3 separate regions of the Mus musculus genome follow, and all the other regions are linked to region 3. A link is a contact called in ENCODE Hi-C or POLR2A ChIA-PET data. All regions are on one chromosome and are shown on one strand. Each heading gives the region's core, a stretch centred on a gene start or an enhancer-like site at or near the end of the contact. The rest is flanking DNA. Distances are from core to core; before and after follow the strand shown.

Region 1 (3,005 bases), core at 151-2,650, about 21 Mb after region 3:
TGTGGGTCCGAATCCAACCCCATCCCCTCCAAAGGGTTCATATCATCCTGGACTGTGTCCTGTGTGGCTAGAATGTCCTAGAATGTCCAACGCTGGGTAGGCGTTGCTTGCACACTTCCATTGACTGTTCTCTGTGCTAAGGTATGCAGAGTGTCAAGTGCACCAGTGTATGTCAGGATCAATGTCAGGTGTGTGTGTGTGTGTGTGTGTGTGTGAGTCCCACACACAATGATGTGAGCTAGTGTGCATTTCCTGTTTTCTGGGCGCTGGATGACAGTGTCTGCCACCACAGGTGTTTACACATATGGGGCATCTCTCTGTGTTTCACATTCACACCCCCTTGTGTGTCTGTTGACGCATGTGTGTTGTGCCTGGTGATTCTTACAAATTGGTGTGCTCAGACCTGCTGTGTATTTGTGTGGCTCCTGGTACATGTCCCGTGTGGTCGTTGATGCTTAGCTCTTTGTATCGTAGAATATTATAGTGTTTTACTTGGTTTTGGTTTTGGAAACAGGGTCTCATGTGGCCCAGGCAGACCTTGAACTCATAGTTGACAATGATTGAGACCTGCTGATCCTCCTGGCCCCAGTTTCCTAGTACCAAGAGTCAGGCATGCACCATTGCCCACTTTATGCCATGCTGGGATCTACCTCAGAGAGTCTGTGATTCAAAGGAGCCCACTAACAGCTGCACTCCATCCCTGGTCCCACTTAAAAATTATCATTTAAGATTTATTTTTTTTTATGCGCATGCATGTATGTGAATATCAGCCACATGTGTCAGGGGCTCCCAAAAACCAGGAAAAGGGCGTCATCTCCTGGAGTTGAAGTTACAGGTGGTTTCAAGCCACCCACCCAGCAAGTAGGTGCTAGAAACGGAAGTTATACTCCTCTGGAGAGGAGCGCTCACTTTCACTCGCTGTGCCTGACTTTCCAGCCCCTCCCCCGCCCCACTTTGAATGTGTGACTGCGTGAGCTCAACCTTTGGGTGGCCCCGTGTGCAATGGGACGCTGCTGCCCTGCTAAGTGCTGGCGTGTGTCACACCATGTGTGTGTGTGGTGTCTGGGTGTGGCTGTGGGTTTCTGAACTTTCAGGAGTGTGAGTCACTTCTGTGGAGGTTGTGTGGTGTGTGCTGGTGTGTTGGGCTCCGTCTCCGGTCTGTCATAGGGTGCTCTGTGGTGTCTGGGTGTGGTGGGGGTTTTAGGTGTGTACCACAGAGTGCAAACGGTTGGAGAGTCACAACCTATTGTGTCAGTGTGTCTTTGCCCACGTGGATGAACTCTTCTTCCTTGCCCGGGACCACAAGACACACCCCAGCCCCTCCTTAGTCTTAGAAGGGAATGGGATAGCCAGCCTCCCCCTACCCAGGGACCTCCCCGTCCCTCCCCGCCCTGCCCTGCCTGCTGCAGTTACCACTCCCCAGAGGGCACAGGGCTAGGCTGTGCCTTCCAGCAAAAGTCCCAGAGTGAGCAGAACAGGCCGCTGGCCTGGAAGCCAAGCTGGCTGCCATTTGCGTACTGAGAGGTGGGGGACCCTGGGCAGGAAGCTGGCTGAGCCCCAAGACCTCAGGGGCCATGGGCGGGGAGCTGGTGACTGGCCTGGGGGCCCTGAGACGGAGAAAGCGCCTGCTGGAGCAGGAGAAGAGGGTGGCCGGCTGGGCGTTGGTGCTGGCGGGAACTGGCATCGGACTCATGGTTCTGCACGCTGAGATGTTGTGGTTCCTGGGCTGCAAGGTGAGTGGGGCCTTCCACCGAGCAGGGAAGGGACGGGGAGCCTGGTGTGAGGGAGGAGGGCTGGGGTCTGCACCCCTGGGTCTGAGGGAGGAGGGCTGGGGTCTGCACCCCTGGGTCTGAGGGAAGAGAGCTGGGGTCTGCACCCCTGGGTGTGAGGGAGGAGGGCTGGGGTCTGCACCCCTGGGTCTGAGGGAAGAGGGCTGGGGTCTGCACCCCTGGGTCTGAGGGAAGAGAGCTGGGGTCTGCACCCCTGGGTGTGAGGGAGGAGGGCTGGGGTCTGCACCCCTGGGTGTGAGGGAGGAGGGCTGGGGTCTGGACCCCTGGGTCTGAGGGAGGAGGGCTGGGGTCTGATCCCCTGGGTCTGAGGGAGGAGGGCTAGGGTCTGGACCCCTGGGTCTGAGGGAGGAGGGCTGGGGTCTGATCCCCTGGATCTGAGGGAAGAGAGCTGGAGTCTGCACCCCTGAGTGTGAGGGAAGGGGACTGGGGTCTTACACCCCTGAGTGTTAGAGAGCAAAGCTAGGAGATCTTATACTCCTGGGCATGAGGGAGGAAGGCTGGCATCTTCCACCCCGGGGTGTGAAGAAGAGAGGAGAGCTGGGGTGTGAGGGAGAAAGGTTGGGGTCTGCACCCCTGGGTGTGGGAGAAGAGAGCTGGTCTGGACTCCTGGGTCTAAGGGAGGAGAACTGAGGTCTTACACTTCTTAAGGTCTAAGAGAAGAAGGCTGGGTCTGGACCCCTGGATGTGATGGAGGTAGATGGGGGGTCTGTACCCCTGAAACCTGAGCTAGTGTGATATCGTCCTCCCCCCAGCTCCCCCCAACCTACACACACACACACACACACACACACACACACACACACACGCACACACACGTACGCACACATGGGAGACAGTTCTCAGTGTTAGCCTTTGGGTAAGTGTTATCAGACAGACCACTGGGGGTCTGGGCCTTGTTGAGGCCCATACAAGGCTGATCCTTGATAGCCTAGCTCTGGTGAAGGGAGGGCTGGCAAGGGAGAAAGACGTTGTCATTAGGCGTCTCCTTGCTCCTTATCTAGCCACTGCCATTTACCCAGTGCCACCAGGCAGTGCTCTGAAGTAACTGACAGAGGAGACTGTGGGGAGTGGAGCCTTCACCCCACCCTTACCATACAGAAGTGCCATTACCCCCAGAAGGCACCACTCACCAGATAGTGGTCTACTGTGGTTTGAAATCCTTCATCCCTGTGGAAGAGGAGACTTGGGGTTCAGGCTCAAGAGTCTGCAGGAAGA
Region 2 (2,973 bases), core at 30-2,529, about 24 Mb after region 3:
GGCCAGGCCAGTCCTATGAGACATGCTGACTCCAGCCCAGACGACTATGCCACCTGGTCCCCATGCCTCAGTTCAGACTAATTGCAGGGTACTGGAGAGGAACAGGGTCACTCCAAACCTGTCCAACCAGTCCCTTCTAAGGGTATAAAGGAAAAGAAGAAAGAAAGAAAGAGAGAGAGAGAGAGAGAGAGAGAGAGAGAGAGAGAGAGAGAGAGAGAGAGAGAAGAAAGAAAGAAAGAGAGAGAGAGAGAGAGAGAAGAAAGAAAGAGAGAGAGAGAGAGAGAGAGAGAGAAGAAAGAAAGAAAGAAAGAAAGAAAGAAAGAAAGAAAGAGAGAGAGAGAAAGAGAGAAAGGAAGGAAGGAAGAAGGAAAGAAAGAGAGAGAGGAAGAAGGAAGGAAGGAAAGAAGGAAAAAAGGAGAGAAGATAATGAAACCACAAAAAGCAAAGCAAAAAAAAAAATCCCAAACCAAACAGTTCTCCAGGAAGTGAAACCTCCATGATCGATCTTATGGAATCAGGAAACAGAGCTCTTGAGCCTTCATTACACACACCCCGAGCCCCAGAACCCCCACCCACCCCTGCTCCATCACAAGGAGCGAGAGTATTCAGAACACCCAGAAGCCCAGCAAAGCCAGGTTTTCTTGTTTCCATTTCCCAGGAGAGAAACCCAGGAGACTGTGATGAACTTGGGGTAAGACTGTTACGATCCACATCACCGGCCTGGGCCGAGGCCTCAGACCCCGCGTCACCCCCAGACACCTCTTCTCCACGGGTGACTGGAAAGAAGATGTGGGATGGCCTGGAACCAGGGCTCAGATTGGGACTGCAAGGAAGTAGGACCCGGATATGGGTCCTTTACTGTTGTTCCTGGCAGGAGTCAGAGAAATGAATCTGGCCGGTGAGCCAGCAAACATGACCAGTCACCACCTCCCATCTCAAGTTCAAACCCTGCCCACTACCCTACCCATGCCCAGGGAGCCGGGATCTCGGCATTCTGCTCCCCAGCTGTCTCTATAAGGACGACGCCCTTCCATGATTGAATTGATCCAGAGGCTGCCAGGGTGTAGCCACCAGCTGCTCTCACACCCATCTCAGGACACAGGCTGAAGACTCATTCTCCACCCTTGGCAGATCTTCAGGGCTCCCCATTCTTCCACCTGGTCTGAGATCGGCATCCTCCTCCAGGAAGTTGGCACCGTGTGCGCGTCAGGTGACCCGGGGTGTGGCCAGGGGAGTCAGGAATCTCCACTATATAACTTAGCTTGCAATCTGGTCCTGCAGCTCGGGGACCCGCAGGTGAGAAGGGCTGGGGTTCCCTGCAGAAGAGGGACAACTAACGCCCTATTCTGCATCCAGGCCCTAGACTGCCTCTTCTACCTCTACTCTTAGGGGATAGCCACTATGCCATGCATTGTCCTTGATCCTCACCCCCTTACCTCATGGCCAGCCTCACCCCCACCCCAAGCCCACCCAGTCCTATCTAGTCAACTTCCCTTCTCACTTGAGCCTTCCTTACATCCAGGTGGCTCTTGTCCTGAGATTGCCCCCTTCTAACCCCTCTCTGCCTTCTGGAATGGTCTCTAACAGGACAGCACCTTTTGATCTCCCTCTCTCTTTACTACAGACATGGGATCCCCGTGGAAATGGTGGGCCCTGTGGGCCGGAGCAACCCTCCTGTGGGGTAAGTCAAATCGAGCCCCCCATTTATGTCTGGGAAGCTTCTCCTGCTTGCCTGCGTCAGCACCCTCAAGTTTTAGTCCTCTCTACAAACCACCTCCCTTCACTGTTCACTGCAACCCGGCTAACTTAAATGAGACAGAGGCTAGCAGAAATTGGAGACAGCCTTAGGCACTGAACGAAGTGTGTTAGTATTCATTTACACATCTCTCTGTGTGTCTCTGTCTCTCTCTGTCCATCTCTGTCTTTACTTTTTCTCACACACATATACACACATGCATACACCCATGTTGAAAAGCCCACTAGCTCTACTCTAGCTTTCACAGACATCGTGTCCACACTTCTACGGTCTTCTCCCCTTCGTATCCTTCACATAAACCACCAGGTCATATTGAGACAGAATCCACACAGACTGGATGAAGCTTGCATTCAGAACTTCAGGTAGCCTGACAGACTTTCTTGAAAAATGTGAATGTGTGCCATTTAAAAAAAAAAAAAGGCTTCAGTCTTTCATAATAACAACCAGCAAAAGCTGTTTCAGGTGGAGTGTGGTTCTCCAGTGTCCAGGTTTGTCTCCAGGACTACGGCACACCTTTCTACCCCTCGTCTGGCCCTGCAGTGTCTGAGTTCAAGAGCCCTGTGCAAGGTGCTCAGGCTTTGGGGCAGCCAAAGCCAGGAAGGCTCGGAGGTGGATGCTGCATACGTTAGGAAGGACATGGCAGCATAGGGAGAATTATTTCAACAGGTGCTCAGGAAGACCCAGGGGCTGGGTTTGTAACGGGGAGGAACTAGGTAGCTGGACCCACAACTGCATTTTCTTCAGGGTTGACCCGGGAGGCCACAGAGGACCCCAGGAATACTGTTGGGGAAGAATTCCTCATGGCCTTCCTGCAGAATTCCCAGCCCGAGAACAGCAGTCTCTGCCTCTTCATCTTCAGTCTGTCAGAGAGCACTGCTGTGTCTCTATCCTCAGCCAGGTCAATGACACCTCACAGAAGGTCACAGGGGAGTCAGTCATGGTCAACACCAGTGCTAAAGCAGAGATGACTGCAGTGGCACTTCCCAGCATGCAGTAGTGGGTCAGAGTGGACCACCCTATCTCTAAGCCCGGCACAGCAGAGCTAACATTGCTCTGGCCTGTGGGAGCCCTGGGCACAGAGTACTTTGTGCTCACATTCCCAGCATCTCTGACCAATACGCAAAGGAGTTTGCTGTGGTGGCTGGCAGAGCAGGTGCCTCAGTTACTATGGGCTTGAAGGCAGCGGTGACATTCCAGGGCACTGTCCATCCAGCTGG
Region 3 (3,099 bases), core at 16-2,515:
TCTTCTCTGAGAGCCCAGGAATCTGTATCATCCTCACCCTCCTGAGTACATTGGAGCCCTTCTGGGTCCCCAATTTCCTCTGCGTCTTACAGGACCCAGTACTCCCACTCCCGCCCAGCTCGGAGAAGCCCAGCATTTAGCATCCTGTTTTCTAAGCTCTGAGCTCTGGGCTCCTCTTTAACCCGTACCTCGGAGAGAAGGCAATGACCCTGTACGATCTGCAAGCACCTTTCGTAGCCCAGCCCCGCGCAGCGAAGGCCAGCGTGTATCCGATTCTGCCTCGGCAGATCCACAGGCGGTTACGCCACCCAGCCCGGCCACGCTCTGGGCGCTGTCCCCGCACCCCGCCACCCTACGATCTTCGTGACGCCGCCATGCAACCCAACCTGGGCCCACCTGAACCGTCCGTGGGCCAGAAGACTGCGGAGCTCCTTTTCGAGGCCGCCTCGGCTCGCGCCACGCCTCCCCAGCTCAGCACGCCCCCGCACTGCCCGTTCTGGAGGGCGCCGGCAGGGCTGCGCGGTCCAGGCCCCGAGAGCCGCGGCTGTACGAGTTACAGCACCGCAAGAAAGGTACCCAGAACACCAGTCTGCCGCAAGATGCCTGTCGCGATCTTTCTAGGAGGTCCCCGGGCAAAGAGCTGCCAGTACGTGAAGGGGCGGGGTTTCGGGTCAGAGAGGCGGGGCCAAGATCTTCGAGTCCCGTTGAGACTTGAGGAGGAGGGACCTGGAGCTCAGAGACAGACTTTCAGCTTCGGATTCCTTCGGGCACACTCGGTCATTCAAGCCCTCGGCATGGAGTGCCACAGCTTCGGCTTACTTCGGGGATAGCCGAATTCCAAAGTCACGGCTCGGAATTAGATGCGTTTACAAACTCGGCCGGATGTAGGCGGGACCACACACTTCGGCTTGATTCGGAAATAATCGGGTCCAAAAGTCGTTGTGTAGTGTTAGGCGGGCTCAAGAACGCAGAACGAAGTAGGCGGGACCGCATGCTTCGGCTTACTTCGGAGATAGTCGGAATCAGCCGGGGTCCGAGAGTCAAAGAACCACGGGGTGTGGGCGGGATCGCATATTTGGACTTACTTCAGATAGCTGAATGCTTTTTCAGGTCACGGTCAAATGATATTGAGGGCAGCCGTTTTGGCCTAACTTTGGAAATAATCAGTAGACTTAACAGGCTGAGCTAATAGTCTTGAGGGAGGAAGGCGGAGCCACAGAAGACCGGAAAACGGCGAAGGGGCGGGGCCGACATGACTGGTGGATTTGGGGGCGAGGCCAGAGCAATGACCCTCAAGGTCCCATTTGTGCAGACCGGAGTGGCAGTGAGGGCTTTCTTGGCTTTTCCGCTTTGCTGACCTGACGGGATGACGGAGGACGCGCTACGTAGGGCCAGCTCCGCCTTAGCCGAGAGTTGGTGTTGGCTAGGGGTTGACTTATTGCCTCTGCCTGAGGACAGTACGACAGATTGAAAGGGAGCCACGACGCACACTGCACCTCGAGTGCGACTGTGGATTCAATCGTAATTGTGAACTCCTTAAATTGGGTAGGAAGTGGGCGGGGCCACAGCTGGAAGAACGATGGGATCTGGCTAGGGTCGAATGCTGAACCTTTTGCAACTTAGAGGGGGTGGCTGATTCTACTGAGCCGAGATCTCCCGCATGCGTTCGGGAATAGAGTCGAGATCTTCCGAAGGCTGAAACGCTTGCGTTCGGGTAGGCAGGACTCCCGATTGAGCCGAATTTAGGATGCTGGAACATCGAACAGCTGGCGCAAGACAGGACTGGGTTTCTTTTAAAGTCCGACTCAGAATAGGCGGGAAAGGCGAATCTGGGCACTTCGAAAGGGGAGGGGCTGGGCTCCAAGTATTTAGAAGAGGGTGTGGCTTGAGCAAACCACCCTACATTGAGGTTCTGAGATTTGACGGACGCATAAGAAGACACCCACTTTGCAAAAAGGGCGGTGCACCACTATGGCGGGAGGTCTCTCTGAGGGGACGAGAGATGGTGGTACGCTTTGGCAGAGAAGATGGTCACCTGGAGCTGAGGGGGAGCGGAACGGTGGGACCTGGGTGAGGGGCGTGGTCTTAACTGGTCCCTGGGTAGATCTTGGCTGGGGGGCGGGGGGGGGCAGGTGGCAACCCCAGCCCCGCCCCTTGGGGGGTGAGGGGCGGGGTCTTGCGCTGAGGGCGTGGAAGACTTCAGTCGGGTCGGTGGGGCTGTTTGGGTGACCGCGACGCACCCCCACTCCGCAGGAAGATGCTGGTGGTGGAGGTCGCAAATGGCCGCTCGCTGGTGTGGGGAGCCGAGGCCGTGCAGGCGCTGCGGGAGCGTCTGGGAGTCGGGGGACGCACGGTGGGCGCCCTGCCCCGCGGGCCCCGCCAGAACTCGCGCCTGGGCCTTCCGCTTCTGCTGCTGCCTGAAGAAGCCCGGCTCCTGGCCGAGATAGGCGCGGTGACCCTAGTCAGCGCCCCGCGCCCGGACCCCCGCAACCATGGCTTGGTAAGAAACGAAAGGCCCTGATAGTGGGAAGGCCTGGGAGGGCCTGTTGGAAGGTTGTAAACTGGTCAGAATTCCTGTCTTCCTAAGGGACTGCAGGATGTGTCTTGGGGTTCCAGTTAAGTTTACTTCTCAGGCCCTAGCATCGTTCAAACGCCAGCAAGAGCAGAGTTTCCAGGATCAGAACACTTTGGCAGCCGAGGCCCGGGAGACCCGGCGTCAGGAGCTTCTAGAGAAGATCGTAGAGGGCCAGGCTGCCAAGAAGCAGAAGCTGGAACAGGATTCAGGGGCAGATGAAGGAGGCCAAGAAGCCGGTGGAAGTGAGGCTACCCAAGGGAGTGAGACCAGTGATGATGGCCAGCCTTCTGCGGAGCAGGAGGGAGCAGGTGAGATTTTAGGATTTAGAGTTAAAATTTGGGGCAGGAGGGAGGGAAACTTTGGAGAATTTTAGTTGGATTTTTCTGGCGCTAAGGAGACCTTGTGGACTCAGTAAATTCTTTTTGCTCCCAGCCCCATCCCTAGATTCTTCATCTCCCCAACCAGGACCTTCAAATGGGGTGACTCCCTTGCCCAGATCAGCCCTGCTTATCCAGCTGGCCACT

The links. Hi-C counts contacts between places; a loop is a spot of excess contacts on that map. ChIA-PET counts read pairs that join two places held with the same protein, here RNA polymerase II (POLR2A).
Region 1: a loop to region 3 is called in a map of T-helper 17 cell, with 9 times the contacts of the local background. The contact joins the promoter of Kcnn4 here to the promoter of Tsen34 in region 3. A Hi-C loop is called at or near these places in 1 of 37 maps with a recorded cell type or tissue (T-helper 17 cell). POLR2A ChIA-PET finds 5 or more read pairs at or near these places in 1 of 5 experiments (embryonic stem cell).
Region 2: a loop to region 3 is called in a map of T-helper 2 cell, with 17 times the contacts of the local background. The contact joins the promoter of Fcgbp here to the promoter of Tsen34 in region 3. A Hi-C loop is called at or near these places in 3 of 37 maps with a recorded cell type or tissue (T-helper 17 cell and T-helper 2 cell).

Annotation. Positions count from the first base shown.
Region 1 is chr7:24,368,863-24,371,867 of GRCm38, forward strand. Kcnn4 (potassium intermediate/small conductance calcium-activated channel, subfamily N, member 4) reads left to right here and starts at 1,401. Exons shown (of 9, transcript NM_008433.4): 1 at 1,401-1,733. The coding sequence starts at 1,575.
Region 2 is chr7:28,069,957-28,072,929 of GRCm38, forward strand. Fcgbp (Fc fragment of IgG binding protein) reads left to right here and starts at 1,280. Exons shown (of 20, transcript NM_001122603.1): 1 at 1,280-1,296; 2 at 1,625-1,681. The coding sequence starts at 1,627.
Region 3 is chr7:3,692,345-3,695,443 of GRCm38, forward strand. Tsen34 (tRNA splicing endonuclease subunit 34) reads left to right here and starts at 1,266. Exons shown (of 5, transcript NM_001164204.1): 1 at 1,266-1,545; 2 at 2,254-2,500; 3 at 2,634-2,883; 4 at 3,008-3,099. The coding sequence starts at 2,258. Mboat7 (membrane bound O-acyltransferase domain containing 7) reads right to left here and starts at 642. Exons shown (of 8, transcript NM_029934.4): 1 at 397-642.